Linked DNA regions of Homo sapiens: all the other regions are linked to region 1. Evidence: chromatin loops called from intact Hi-C (ENCODE). Cell type or tissue: HCT116. All regions are shown on one strand.

Region 1 (5,000 bases):
TAATAACATTTTATTTTTCCCATATGTCCAAAATTTTATCATTCCAAGATGCAATTGATATAAAAACCAATTATTATTTATGAAACATTTTACATTCTGGGGCAGGCATGGTGGCTCACACCTGTAAATCCAGCACTTTGGGAGGTTAAGGCAGGAGGATCGCTTGTGTCCAGGAGTTTGAGACCAGCCTGGGCAATATAGCGAGACTCTGTCTCTACAAACAATAACAAATTAAAAAATTAGCCAGGCATGGTGGTGCATGCCTGTATTCCCAGCTACTCAGGAGACTGAGGCAGGAGGATTGCTTGAGCTTGGGAGGTTGAGGCTGCAGTGGGTTGTGACTGTACCACTGCACTCCAGCCTGGGCAATAGAGTGAGAGTAAGACTTTGCCTCAAAAAAAAATTACATTCTAGTTTTAATGAGACTTTCATTATATTACGTCTGTGAATATGTATGCATTTGTGAATAAATAAAATAAATGTGTTACTACAGGCATTTCAAAAAGTTTGCAAGCCACTGCTGCCTTAAGGAGAACAAGTCTTTGCTACACATGCAAACTCAGACCTATTGAATGACATTAATCTTAATAATCTTAAAAACCTAAGAGAAAAGAGAATTGTAGAGTGTCACATCATTCTAATGCTCATCAATTATATAGCAGTTCTACACACAGCACATTTTGAATTAACCGTATGCATCTGATTAGAGTTTTTCAAACAGATGAGTTATGATGTGAACCACTATAATATGCAAGACTATGTCACATGGTACATAGGATAATTTTTTAAATTTTGTGTTTATATTAGGAAAATATACCTAGCACATTCAATAGCAATGGAAATGGACAGTGAACAGTTGGAGTTAGGGAAATATTGAAATATCTGGCTGGATGAGTTGCAGAAACTAGAGATACACACCAATAAATATGTCCTCTCTGCTGTCTATAGAGATGACGTAGCTTCTACTTCCTTCCTTAGCAGACTCTCTGGGATTTTTTCCTCCTTTGCCATTTGAACAGAGAATCCCAGAGAAATCCAATTTCCCCCTTTTTCTTTCCAGCAAGAGCAAACACCAAGAGACTTGGCCATTTCTTATCCTCCTCTTCCGTGCTTTCTGAGTGTCTATAAAGGAGAGATTCTTGGTGTTTGAAGACCACAGATGCCTCCTTCAAAAGTCACATGAAGGACTGGGCCTGTGGGCCTCGTGGCTCATGCCTGTAATCCCAGTGCTTTAGGAAACCATGGTAGGAGGATCCCTTGAACCCAGGAGCTACCCAGGTGTTTGAGGTTACAGTGAGCTGTAATCATGCCATTGCACTCCAGCCTGAACAACAGAGCAAGATCGTGTCTCAAAAAAAAAAAAAAAAAATTACACGAGGTGAAACCCCAGAAAATTCATCAAAATATCAAAATAGTGTGGAGTCTTGTGGAGTCTTTTTTTTAAAAAACAGATTCAAATAGGAGAGCTATCCGGACTACCCATTCCTGCTTCTAACTTCTGCCAGAAGTACTGGACAGAAAAATACCAATGTCAAAGGACAAAGGGTGTCACTCCTGGGAAGGAGCTCTGACCAGCCTTTTAAACTTTGCCTTACCTTGCATGGCAAAGAGTTCTGATTAGAGAATTGCAAACACTTGCAGGCGAATATCCTGCAATAGCAACAACAGCAACCCTGGGAAAACACCCTATTTACTATGAAACGTATTCTACATGTCTTCGTTATGATGGTACTGGGGGAAGTCATACAATGCATATGGTAGGCTGGTAGCAACACATCAGAATCTAACCCAATGTTACAAGGAATATAACTAGAAATGGTAATGCACCTGGTCCAACCTGAAGTGTTGTTGAATCCATATTAATGAATCAAATGAAAAATTATTTATATCTGTTAATGTTCAAAAATATATTTTTCACCTATGCTAATGTTGCTATCAGTTATGGTTAGGTTTTGTTTGTTTGTTTGTTTGTTTGTTTGTTTGTTTTTGAGACGGAGTCTCGCTCTGTCGCCCAGGCTGGAGTGCCGTGGCACAATCTCGGCTCACTGCAAGCTCCGCCTCCCGGGTTCACGCCATTCTCCTGCCTCAGCCTCCCGAGTAGCTGGGACTACAGGAGCCCGCCACCACACCCAGCTAATTTTTTGCATTTTTAGTAGAGACGGGGGTTTCACCGTGTTACCAGGTGGTCTCAATCTCCTGACCTCGTGATCCGCCTGCCTCGGCCTCCCAAAGTGCTGGGATTACAGGCCTGAGCCACCACGCCCGGCCAAGAGTGATGGTTTATGTGTCGACTTGGGCTAGTACCAGTTATTTAACCAAACACTGGTCTAGATGTTGCGGTGAACGTATTTTGCAGATATGATTAACATCCAAAATCAGCTGACTTAAAGTAAAGGAGACTATCCTAGATAAAATTTGTCGACCTCATTCAATCAATTGGAGGCCTAAAGAGAAAAAAACTGAGACTTCCCAGGGAAGAAATTTTGCCTCAAGATGGCAACATCAACTCCTGCCTGAGTTTGCAGCCTGCGGCTTGTCCTACAAATTTCCAACTTTCCAGCCCCTACATTTGCACCAGCCAATTCCTTAAAATAAATTTCTCCATCTTATGCACGCATATGCTCTTGGTTCTGTTTCTCTGGGGAACTCTGATTGATTTATTACATTTTGCTAAAAAATAATTCCGGGTGTCAAGACACAACCCAGGCCTGATAGTGCTGCTTTTTGTTGCAAAAGGGAACCAGTCCCATTTGCTCCATCCCTCGGAACTGCTGATCATGTCAAGTAGGGCTCGGCAGTGCTCACACACAACTCAAGGTGGCGTTCATGCTCTACTAGAAAGAGCCAGGCTTCCTAGTTGCCGGCCACGCCTCACAGACTTTTCCCCTCAGATTTCAAGACAGCCCAGTGACTCAGCAATGGGAAAGAGAAAGCATAAAATTTGGACCGTGAATACTGCAAACATATCCAACACTATCAACAGGAAAATTCACTTTGGGAATGAATGCTTTCTTGGGAGCCCCATTTCTTTGGTAGGATTTAACCTACTCTAAGCAAATAGTCACTCGGACAGTCCTACAAAATCCCCCACATAATAGGAATATGGTTAACTCGCCATTTTGTCTTGTTTCTGCCTGCCACAAAAGCTAGGCCACCTACTCATTGTTCTAGATTTTCTTACTTTTCAAGTTTTCAGGGTTGTCTTTTGGAAATTTAAGCCCCTGGAGCCCGAGGGTGCTGCACGCATGCCTGCATGTTCATGCACACAGGGCATGACTCACCCTGACCCCAGGATGTCAGCTGCCCTACCCGCGGTCCTGGAGAGACAGACACTGCCTGTGCCTGCTCTGCAAACCCCTTGGTTAATCCTGCTGGTGGCCAGGACCATAACCTGCCATTAGGCCATGTCCTTGACCACAGAGTGCAAAACAGTTTAATGGTACAGGCTTGTTTAATCCCTGTATTGTTTTGCAAGATAAGTTTGAGATGTCTTTACTTTTTAAATTTCTGCTTTGCATGTGGGGAAACAGGACCAGATATGCTGAACGTAACGCAGTGATTCAGAATTAGAATGAAGGACTCTTACCTTCAGTTAAAGGTGCTAACCTCCCTAAATCTCTCCCACGAAAGTCTTCCCTTTTCCCCGCCACTGCTGACCTTCACCGTATACATATAGTATTTGCTTGTTTATTTTTTAGAGTGTACACATTTACATAAGCACACAGATCAATGTCTGTGTTCCTGCAGTTTTAAACCATGTGCCAATGGTGCAGTGTTACTGCCATGACCCGAAATTAGAATCTTTTACATTAGAATCTGACTTTTACAATATACACACAGTCTCCCTCTTAAAGATACATAATTCAGAATAGCAGGTGGAAAGCCCTGAGAAATCCTATCCAAAATAAAAAATGTAATTCTATTTAATCACATAATTTCTTAATTTACTTGAACAGAGATCATTTTTTTTGCACTGTACTCTTTAATTTAACATCAGTAACATTCCCTGTAGCACCCTTTTGGAAATGCTGAATAAAATTAGAATTTTTTTATAACATAAAGTTAGGTGTGTAGACAGTGACCACCCCTCCCCTCCAATAGTCCACCTTACTATGCAGAGGAATTTCAGAGTTCACAGAATTAGTCTTAGAGATAGTTGGATTTCTGTGGCTTCCCAAAGCATCCCAATGGTTGACAAAAGCCAAATCCCATAGCAGTTTTCTAATCCTGAAATTAAGGAGCAGAGATCAGCTTACGTGGGTTAAATAGCACTCTCTTGGACTTTGGATAGGCCCTTCCCTTCCTAAGCACACAGGCATCTCCCAAGGTCCCCTTGAGGCCCCTCCAGCTGTTCCAGCCTTGGCATCAACAGGTGACTCCCACTCCTAATCCTTTGGAAATGTCCTCCAGCCATTTTCATTCCCTTAATTCTTGAAAGGTGACTTGATTACTGGGATATTCCTAAAAATCCACTACATTTTTTACTTTTTTTTAATTTTCATTTTAAATTCTAGGGTATATGTGCAGGATGTGCAGGTTTGTTACATAGGTAAACAAGTGCCATGGTGGTTTGCTGCACCTGTCAACACATCATCTGGGTATTAAGCCCAGCATGCATGAGCTATTTTTCCTAATGCTCTCCCTCCCCACATCCCACTCCCTGACAGGCCCCAGTGTGTGTTGTTCTGCTCCCTGTGTCCATCTGTTCTCATTGTTCAGCTCCCACTTATGAGTGAGAACATGTGGTGTTTGGTTTTCTGTTCCTACATTAGTTTGCTGAGGATAATGACTTCCAGCTCCATCCATGTCCCTGCAAAGGACATGATCTTGTTCCTTTTCATGGCTGCATAGTATTCCATGGTGTATACATACCACATTTTCTTTATCCAGTCTATCATTGATGAGCACTTGGGTTGATTCCATGTCTTTGCTATTGTGAATAGTGCTACAATAAACATATGCATGCATGCATCTTTGTAATAGAACGATTTATATTTTTT
Region 2 (5,000 bases), 800 kb after region 1:
TATATTAAGTGATTTCTGCTCTAGTAATAGTTACCTAAGATGAGCTTCCTCTACAATAATGGTACTCAAAGGCTGGTCAGAAGACTTTGTGTTGGGAATGGAGCACAAGCTTAGAAGTCACAAAATCAGTATTCTGGGCCCTACATGATGAGCCGTCACTGAGTGATGCTGGCATTGCAATCGCTTCTGTCAACAGGTGGGATGGGTTCAAAGTGTGGAATCATTACCACAGCTGGTTAATGATGAGGTAGCAGAGACGTGATGTTAGATAACATTCAAGCACACATTGAGACTATGATTCTCTTTTTAGTTACTTCAATTCTTCTGATTATGATAACGACAGGAGAAAGTTTCAATCCAGTGCACTATATCCTTTTATTTCCCCCCACTTTTTTGAGACAGGGTCTCGCTCTGTCATTCAGGCTGGTGTCGAGTGGCGTGATCATAGCTCACTGTAACCTCCTGTGCTCAAGTGATCCTCTCACCTCAGCCTCCCAAGTAGCTGGGATTACAAGTGCGTGCCAACATGTGCAGCTCATTTTTTTTTAATGTTTTGTAGAGGTGGGGGTCTCACTTTGTTGCCCAGGTTGGTCTCTAACTCGTCAACTCAAGTGATCCTCCTGCCCTGGCCTCCCAAAGTGTTGGGATTATAGATGTGAGCAACCACACTGGCTTTCTGTGTCTTCAGTACATCTGTATCACTTGATAATCCTGCAAACCATCCCTATCCTGTTATTCTTTTTGTTCTGAGATGGAGTCTCACACTGTCACCTGGGCTAGAGTGCCGTGGCTCGATCTTGGCTCACTGCAACCTCTGCCTCCCGGGTTCAAGAGATTCTCCTGCCTCAGCCTCCTTAGTAGCTGGGATTACAGGTGTGCACCACCGTACCTGGCTGATTTTTAAAAAATTTTTTTGTAGAGATGGGGTCTCACTTTGCTGCCCAGGTTGGTCTCTAACTCATTGACTCAAGTGATCCTCCTGCCTTGGCCTCCCACAGTGCTGGGATTATAGGTGTGAGCAACCACACTGGCTTTCTATGTCTTCAATATATCTCTATCACTTGCTAATCCTGCAAACCATCTCGATCCCGTTTTTCTTTTTTTTCTGAGACAGAGTCTCACACTGTCACCTGGGCTAGAGTGCCGTGGCTCGATCTTGGCTCACTGCAACCTCCGCCTCCCGGGTTCAAGCTATTCTCCTACCTCAGCCTCCCTAGTAGTTGGGATTACTGGTGCGCCCCACCGCACCTGGCTAATTTTTTGTATTTTTAGTAGAGAGATGGGGTTTCATCCTTTTGGCCAGTCTGGTCTCGAACTCCTGACCTTGTGATCCACCCGCCTCAGCCTCCCCAAGTGCTGGGATTACAGGTGTTAGCCACCACGCCCAGTCCCCTTTTTGTTTTTCATAAGGAAAAGAATAACTATAATCTTTTTTTTTTTTTTTTTTTTTTGCGATGGAGTCTCACACTCTCGCCCAGGTTGGAGTGCAGTGGCGCCATCTCGGCTCACTGCAAGCTCTGCCTCCCGGGTTCATGCCATTCTCCTGCCTCAACCTCCGGAGTAGCTAGGACTACAGGCGCCCGCCACCACGCCCAGCTAATTTTTTGTATTTTTAGTAGAGACGGGGTTTCACCGTGTTAGCCAGGATGGTCTGATCTCCTGACCTTGTGATCCGCCCACCTTGGCCTCCCAAAGTGCTGGGATTACAGGCATGAGCCACCATGCCCGGCCAAGAACAACTATAATCTAATCATACTGCTTCTCAATCCATGGGGGTGAGAGGAAGTCTCCTTAAAAATAAAATGTATAAAGAAGTGAGTCATGTTAACACTCTTGTGAGTGTGAGATAAGCTGACGTGGTGTGGGGATATGGTAAAGCTCATGGCACTGGTACGTGAAGGACTGCAGTTTGTTAGGCACTTCACTAGACTAGCTGGGAGTCAGTAAATAATCATTCTAAGATTGGAAACTTGAAATCCTAGAAATGCTTCCAAAATTATGCTGGCTGATTTCATTTTGAAATGCTGCACACAGAGGGGTCTCACCTGTAAGGAACGGAGCACCCTCTTCAACCCCTCATAATCCTTCTCTGTTAGTGGCGTGAGCACTGTCATGGCATCCTCTGTTGACTGGCACTGTGGACAGACATACTCATCAATGAGCTCTGCCTCACTTTGCAAGATGCCAACGCAGCGCCCATGGTACCAATTCTGACACCGATCACAGCCAATATAAAATCTGCAAGATCCGAAATGGAAATGTGAGTTCAAAACACATGGGATGATGTTACTTATAATAAAGCATGCACCTGAAAATTTGCTAAACCCTGGGATATAAAATAGTTTTAGTATTATGGTTTTAATACTTTCAAGATTGACATTCCAGTTCATTAATTTAGTATTTTTGATGTTAAGAACAAGCAGTAAAAAAATTTATAAGAACACTGTGTAATACTGGAGAACCAATTTAAAGATAAATATGAAACATTCAATTGATTTTAAAGCTGAAAACAAAGCCAAAAATCTTTCAACTAGTACTGTACCATATGGGTGTTCAAAATCCTATAAGCTAATAACAGAGTCTCAGAGCTTGTACCCAAATTAGTGTTTTTCTAACCTACAATAAAGCACCATTTCAAACACTGATAAAGTCCAAACAAGTCAGGCTATTTTAATCTCATTAATTTCTATGTTACATATTGAAGAATCAAATCTACCATTAAACCACATTTTCCCCAATGTGTCTCAAACATTCACTATGAAGCAAGATAAATTTTGAAGGGTAGGTAAAAAGGGAAAAAGAGAAAAATGAAAAGGAATTTGTAATGTAAGTGTATAATAAATGTAGAAAAAAATCTGCTTTTTATTTTAAAATAAATAAGTAACCAGTCAGAGCAATTTGGCTTCCTAAATTATTAAATATGATGCTCTTATCAGAACTCACTGTGACTCATCATAAGGTGTTCTGCAGATACAGTACAATTCCTCACTGCTGCCCTCTTGTGCCCGTTTACAATCATTACAGATGTACACATCCATTTTCTTAGCCTCCTTTTCTGTGATGCCAACACATTCTCCATGATACCAGTTAGTACAAAGATCACAGCCAATATAGAACCTAAAAGTATTCACAATGAAAATGACAATGTAATTGTCATTTTGAGCTGCATGGTACTTAAATCTGTCTTCCCTGCCTTGATTCACTTTTTTACAGTGTAACTTCCTGCAATGAGTCAGCTAAACATTTCTGAATCCAACCATTCTACTCCTGGCAAACTCCAGTATCTGATGCTCTATCACATGTGGAAACATAAAGTCACTCACATCAGTTTCAACAAGTACACTGCTTAGTGAAATATGGGTCTTTAAAAACATACTGGAATTTGAAAAAAGAAACAACACATTGATGGTAATGTCTTCCTCTGAATGAATGTGTGTAAAACTGTAACAGGCACAAAAACCAAAGCCAAAGAATCAAAGACTTACATCTGTCAAACCTATTCCACAGAAGCCATTTCAATATCAGGGCTATTTCTTAGATAGGTTTGAAAATGTATCTCACAATTTAAATTTGAAAACAAAGCAAAGCGCAAACACCAAGTAGAAGTTACACTACAAGGAACATGCAGGTCAGCCAGGTGTAGAAGATAAATGGTCAAAATATGATATGAAGAAGAAAACTAAGAAAGTACATAGAGTAATTCAATCTCTACCAGGTTTTCTGAATAAACATTGGAATTTAATCGAATTAAAAATAACCTCTCATAATGGAATATGGCACGGGCCAGTTTTCCTGTTAATATAATGTTTGTGACAATGTGGGCAGTGGCCTGGCTAACTAACGGGCAGGGAACGTGGAAGGAGATGCTTCAGTTCAACACCGGGGACAAGGTGTGGAGAATGATGCAAGGATAGTTATCCAAAGCCTGTGAGGGTCTACACTGCTTGGCAAGGGGGAGCTGTGTAAATGTGTGATTGTGGAGAGCAGAGTGGCCTCTGTAACAAAAGACCTAATGACAAAAGGAAAAGTAAATGTAACAAACGCTTACACAGTGTGTCTATAAGTGTTGATAGGCACTGTGTAGGAACACCATGTCAAAGTCATAGTGAGAATTACCATGAATCACAGGGAACCAGACTGGCCTTGCTGATACCATTGGCACTCTTAGTTCTACCAAGGCATTTCTTGGCAGATTCACCTAGAGGAATGGAAGTCGTCCTCAAGCTTCAAATTGACCTGCTTCATGAATGTGAAGGAATAATATATGGTTATGTAGTTTATCCTGTTACCACTAACTTTTTTCTTTTTTTCTTTTGTCTCGCTGTATAGCCCAGGCTGCAGAGCAGGGGCAGGATCACGGCCCCCTGCAGCCTGGACCTCCCAGGCTCATGTGATCCTCCCACCTCAGCCTCCCGAGTAGCTGGGGCTATAGGCATGCGCCACCAGGCCCGGCTTTTTTTCTTTTCTTTTTTTTTTTTGACAGAGCTTTGCTCTGTCTCCCAGGCTGGAGTACAGTGGCATGATCTCGGCTCACTGCAACCTCAGTCTCCCGGGTTCAAGCGATTCTCCTGACTCGGCCTCCCGAGTAGCTGGGATTACAGGTGTGTGCCACCACATCTGGCTAATTTTTGCATTTTTAGTAGAGACAGGGTTTTGCCATGTTGGCCAGGCTGATCTCGAACTCCTGACCTCAGGTGATCCGTCCACCTCGGCCTCCCAAAGTGTTGGGATTACAGGCATTAGCCACCACGCCTGGCCAATTTTTTGTACAGACGGGGTCTCTCTATGTTGCCCAGACTGGTCTCAAACACCTGGGCTCAAGTGATCCTCCCACTTCGGCCTCCCAAAGTGCTGAGATTACAGGTATGAGCCACGGTGCCCAGCACTTTTTTCTTTTGAACTATGACTCTCACATGATTTTCACTGCCACAGGTGGGGGTCCTCTGAGATAGTTTGTGTGTTATCTCCACAGGGTGATAGGCTGTGTTCTGGAAGGATGT
Region 3 (5,000 bases), 320 kb after region 1:
ACCCAGCACACAAGACAACCAGATCTCCTGACTGCCTTCCCTCCCCAGTTTCACAAGACTAGAATCCCTTCTGCCTGCCTAGCTGTTCTTGAAATTTCATTTGGATAGCAAAGAATTCAGAAGGGGTGAGGAATTGGGGTTTCCAGAGCAAAACTGGAAATGGACGAGTGGCCTCTTCTAAGGCTGGGGCCAGGAATGACCTTGTATCGCCAAAGGGGTGGCAGGGCTGCCAGAACGTGCAGTTAAAGGTTCCGGGGCTCAGCCACTTCCTCCCGTAGCTATGCATGGCAAGTGATAAGAGGACAGCCCTGCTGTGGACTCAGCAAAGCCAGAGCAGGAAATGAGACCTAGGTTCCAACTCTAAATGTTTACTTTCTTTTTCCTTTGCTCTCCTTCCTCAGCAGATTAGTTGAGGTATGTTTCAGCCTGACCTAAAGTTTTTTCTTATACTTTTAGAAGAAACCCACTTAATATACTAACTTGTAATAGACGCCAGTCACTTTTTTTTTTTTTTTTTTTTTTTTTAAGAGAGATGTCTCTCTTGCGTGATCTCAAAGTTTCTGGTAACACTTTGGTTTCTATGGAATTGCTGGAATTCACTGCTATCATGTGCACCTCTATTCATCTAAACCATTGTTTTGAAAATCCTTTACTTAAATGCTCCCTTCTTGAATCCCCTTATAAATAAAAACAGCTTATGTTGGTTCAGTGGTTTGATGGGCTGTTTACTCTTCCGGAATATTATTGAAGCATCTTAAATCCAAAATGTCCTCTTTATTTAGTTTGTCTCAATGTCTAGGCACACCATCTTGACTGCAGACGCAGACCTCAAATAAACTTCCTCCTCGGGAGGTACCCATTTCCCTTATCAAGGCAGGGCATTTGGCTCAGAAATTGCTCGGTTTCTTTTTTTTTTTTTCTTAAGACAGAACCTCACTCTCACCCAGGCTGGAGTGCAGTGGCACTATCTTCACTCACTGCAGCCTCCACCTCCAGGTTTAAGCAATTCTCCTGCCTCAGCCTCCCGAGTAGCTGGGACTACAGGCACATGCAACCACACCTGACTAATTTTTGTATTTTTAATAGAGACAGGGTTTCACTATGTTGGCCAGCCCGATCTCGAACTCCTGACCTCAGGTGACCCACCTGCCTCGGCCTGCCAAAGTGCTGGGATCACAGGTGTGGGCCACCTTGCCTGGCCTGAAATTTCTCAGTTTCTAAATAGGTTCTTGGCAGCTCCTCTTCTCCAACTTGAAGTTACTGGCCAACAGTATATAATCATCTGCAGAAAGACCAATATGTACTGACTTTTCACTATAGGAAGATTTATTTCAGTTTTGAGGAAATCTCTTGTAACCCTAGAGGATAATGGAATTGGAAGAAAAGTAGATGCTGTTTCAGAGTCCTGGGGTAAAATGTAAAAATGAGCAATATATACACACACACACACACACACATATATATATATTTTTTTTTTTTTGAGACGGGGTCTCACTCTGTAGCCCAGGCTGGAGTGCAGTGGCACGATCTCCACTCACTGCAACCTTTGCCTCCTGGGTTCAAGCGATTCTCCTGCCTCAGCCTCCCAAGTAGCTGGGACTATAGGCACGCACCACCATGCCCAGCTATTTGTATTTTTAGTAGAGATGGGGTTTCACCATGTTGGCCAGGCTTGTCTGGAACTCCTGACCTCAAGTGATCCGCCCGCCTCAAAGTGCTGGAATTACAGGCATGAGCCACTGTGCCCGGCAAGTCTCATTGTTTCACTGTAGCAAGGACGCAGCCAGTGTTAAATCAGGAGGTCTTCCCCTGTGAAGTTGCTTTATTGGAAGCCTTAATCAGAAGAATCATCAGCGGAAAGCAGTTGTCTGCAAAGCCATTCCTCCCCTTGCCAGTAGGTGGCACTGTAGCTGTACTGTTTTCAGATGCCCTCTCCAGCCGTGCAATCTCTCCCTTGGCCCCAGGCTTCTCATGTTCTGTTTCTTCTTTGCCAGGTCTATGTGCTCTCTCTATCAACCATTCCAATTCTTACCTGGCCTATCCTGGAAGCCTGACTTCAGGGGAGATTGTGCTTTATGATGGAAACTCCCTGGTAAGTTGACGGTGACCTGGCTGAGCCAACCCACCTGCCTTGGCTGTGTGGTCATGGAAGGAGATAGATAAGGACGCCCTGCCGTCGGGGGCTGGAGGCGGTGGGAGTAAGCAATACTGGGGAGTTGTTCAAGAGAAGGTGATACTATTTCCCCTCGGGCTTGCTGTGAGTCAACCTCACCATAAGCCAGCTGGCCAGGCCAAGTTAGACATCTGCAGCATAATGAAAACCACTTGCCAGCAGGGGGCCAGTTGTCTCCCTGAATGTGTCACCCTGTCCCATGCCACAGCCTGAGACAGTGTGCAGGTGTTTCATATTCCCTGCCCTCTGGTCTCTGAGGCATCCCTGAGCGGGACAAGATTGCTGTGGGAAGTTGCCTAAAGATGCGTGCAGGGCGCGCCTGCGACGGCATCACACTGCATCAGGTGCTCCGTTCGTGGCCACCTTCCCAAGGGCAGGAAAAGGGATGGAAATGGAGTGGCCCTTGAAGCCAAATCTTGATTCACCAGAAAATGACACACAGCTTACATGCAGATGGCCTGGGGGACAGAGGAAGAGACAGGGAGCTGGACAAAGGAGGGAGAAAGGAGAAAAGAGGAAGGGGAGGGAGGTGAAATCCATCTTCCCTCCTCCGCAGCATCTGTATCCATTTTTCCTTTTCACCAACAGAAAACAGTCTGCACTATTGCTGCCCATGAGGGAACACTAGCTGCCATCACCTTCAATGCCTCAGGCTCCAAACTAGCAAGTGCGTCTGAAAAAGTGAGTCCACTCCCACCAACACCTCTGTCTGGGTTTCGCTGGATGGCTCCTGCCGTGCGCAGGGATGGGATTGAACAAACCTGGTGACATGAAGACTGACTGGTCTCTGGGCCCACTCAGAATTTGTTTCAGAGGGAGAATTTCTGGCCTCTGCATGTGTGGTATATTCATGCATTTGTTAATTCAATAGGCCAGGGGCCTGCAATATGCAAGATACAAGACACTTTGCATGAAAACTCGTGGTCTTATGAAGAAATGTACGTGTACATCAGCCGTAGAGACGGACAAATGCTACACCTTATAAACACAGTACAGTGCAAACCAAATGCTTTACTTTGCTATTTAGAGAAATTGATGTCTTCTGCCTGGAATAATCAGAGAAAGTGATCCAATTGAATTTTTTTTTTTTTTTTGAGGTGGAGTCTAGCTCTGTCGCCCAGGCTGGAGTGCAATGGCGCAATCTCGGCTCACTGCAACCTCCGCCTCCCAGGTTTAAGTGATTCTCCTGCCTCAGCCTCCCGAGTAGCTGAGATTACAGGCACATGCTGCCACGCCTGGCTAATTTTTTGTATTTTAGTGGAGACGGGGTTTCACTTCACTGTGTTGCCCAGGCTGGTCTTGAATTCCTGAGCTCAGGCAATCCACCCGCCTTGGCCTCCCAAAGTGCTAGGATTACAGGCGTGAGCCACCACACCCGGCCTCAAATTGAAATTCTAAGAAACCAGAGCAGTTGGGTGAACACACACATGCACACACACATACACGCAGAGCCTTGGGCACAGGTGGAAGGGAAAAGGTAGACAGAGGGTGTTTATAACATTTTCCAAGAATTGTTGATATGGCACATAAATAAACATGCCTCTATGCTCAACGTGGTGTTCTTCCTCCTCAGAGACAGATGTTCAAAACCAATAAAACAAACTCCTCTCTAAAGGGACATCTCTGTGTAAAGCCACTAATGGTTATGAAATGTCCACCTGCTTTCTTTTCCAGGGCACAGTCATCCGGGTGTTCTCTGTCCCTGATGGGCAAAAGCTCTATGAGTTCCGGAGAGGGATGAAAAGGTCTGTGTTCAATGTCAAACCCATTTTAAAGTCCCCGCAGAAGTCCCGCAGGGACCGCTGGCAGCTGTCTAGGGAGAGGACAGAGAGTGGCTCTGTGCCCTCCACTCACCTGGAGGAAGTGTAACTACTCTCCCAGGTAATTGACTCCCAGGCTTTACTTAGGGCTCAGCAAAACTGAAAGCCGAGATGCTGTTTTAACACAGTTCAGCCGTGAGAGTCCCTTTTTGATGTGTGTGTGGGCGGCCGGCACAGGAGAAATGAGAGAGCCAGGGAGTCACAATCCAAAAATAATTTCTGATTTCCTTCCATGGAAATAAAGGACGATGTAAAGTGTGACTGTTTGGGATCTTATCGGATGTAGGTTTGCAGCCAGATCAGTGCACAGAGCAACTGGAAGATTCCAAGATGCCAGGAAGGCACAGTTCCTCCCTTCTGCTGACAGAGGCAGGGCTATACCTTGTTTCTTCTCACATAAATAAGACTATGGGCCGGGCGCGGTGGCTCACGTCTGTAATCCCAGCACTCTGGGAGGCCAAGGCAGGCAGATCACCTGAGGACCAGCCTGGCCAACATGGTGAAACACCGTCTCTACTAAAAATACAAAAATTAGCTGGGTGTGGTGGTGTGTGCCTGTAATCCCAGCTACTTGGGAGGCTGAGGCAGGAGAATCGCTTGAACCCAGGAGGTAGAGGTTGCAGTGAGTTGAGATCAAGCCACCGTACTCCAGCCTGGGCAACAGAGCGAGAGACTCTGTCTCAAAAAAAAAAAAAAAAAAAAAAAAAAAAAAAAAAAAAACTATGACCCTTTGTGAATCTTTCTGACATTAATTTCTAAATATGAGCACCACAGTGTTTAAGGGATCTGGGTCTACCTAGGCTCTTCAGGATACATCTGATTTTCTTATAAAGCTGATCTCTGAGTTATAAGGCCATAACTCCCATTTCTCTTGCTCACTGACCCATGTGTTGCTGTGCTTGTAGGTATGTGACAATCAGCTCTCTAGTGTTCAGTATGGATTCACAATTCCTCTGCGCCTCCAGTAACACCGAGACGGTACACATCTTCAAGCTGGAACAGGTCAC

Evidence for each region. Peaks named below come from ENCODE experiments on the same cell type or tissue, not always from the same donor. Only the 100,000 strongest peaks of a DNase experiment are listed, where the experiment ranks them.
Region 2: a loop joins it to region 1, with 5 times the contacts of the local background. A loop is called at or near these places in 2 of 110 quality-filtered maps.
Region 3: a loop joins it to region 1, with 9 times the contacts of the local background. A loop is called at or near these places in 2 of 110 quality-filtered maps.

What each region holds. Positions count from the first base shown.
Region 1 is chr17:68,757,873-68,762,872 of GRCh38, reverse strand. No RefSeq gene overlaps it. Among named protein-coding and RNA genes, the nearest start is that of LINC01482, 130 kb to the right of the region's middle. In HCT116, a CTCF peak has its summit at 2,801; DNase peaks (open chromatin) are centred at 2,842 and 3,282; H3K4me3 peaks cover 799 bases; H3K27ac peaks cover 1,097 bases.
Region 2 is chr17:67,961,450-67,966,449 of GRCh38, reverse strand. BPTF (bromodomain PHD finger transcription factor) reads right to left here. Exons shown (of 28, transcript NM_182641.4): 25 at 2,046-2,238. Among named protein-coding and RNA genes, the nearest start is that of C17orf58, 33 kb to the left of the region's middle. In HCT116, a CTCF peak has its summit at 3,029 (motif pointing left); a DNase peak (open chromatin) is centred at 3,009; H3K27ac peaks cover 439 bases.
Region 3 is chr17:68,433,474-68,438,473 of GRCh38, reverse strand. It overlaps WIPI1 (WD repeat domain, phosphoinositide interacting 1), which reads left to right. Exons shown (of 13, transcript NM_017983.7): 5 at 1,995-2,092; 6 at 2,762-2,854; 7 at 3,848-3,918; 8 at 4,899-5,000. It also overlaps a transcript of ARSG not described here and a transcript of PRKAR1A not described here. Among named protein-coding and RNA genes, the nearest start is that of MIR635, 11 kb to the right of the region's middle. RefSeq lists a silencer at 128-217 and an enhancer at 1,934-2,434. In HCT116, a CTCF peak has its summit at 1,913 (motif pointing right); DNase peaks (open chromatin) are centred at 1,913 and 2,323; H3K27ac peaks cover 476 bases.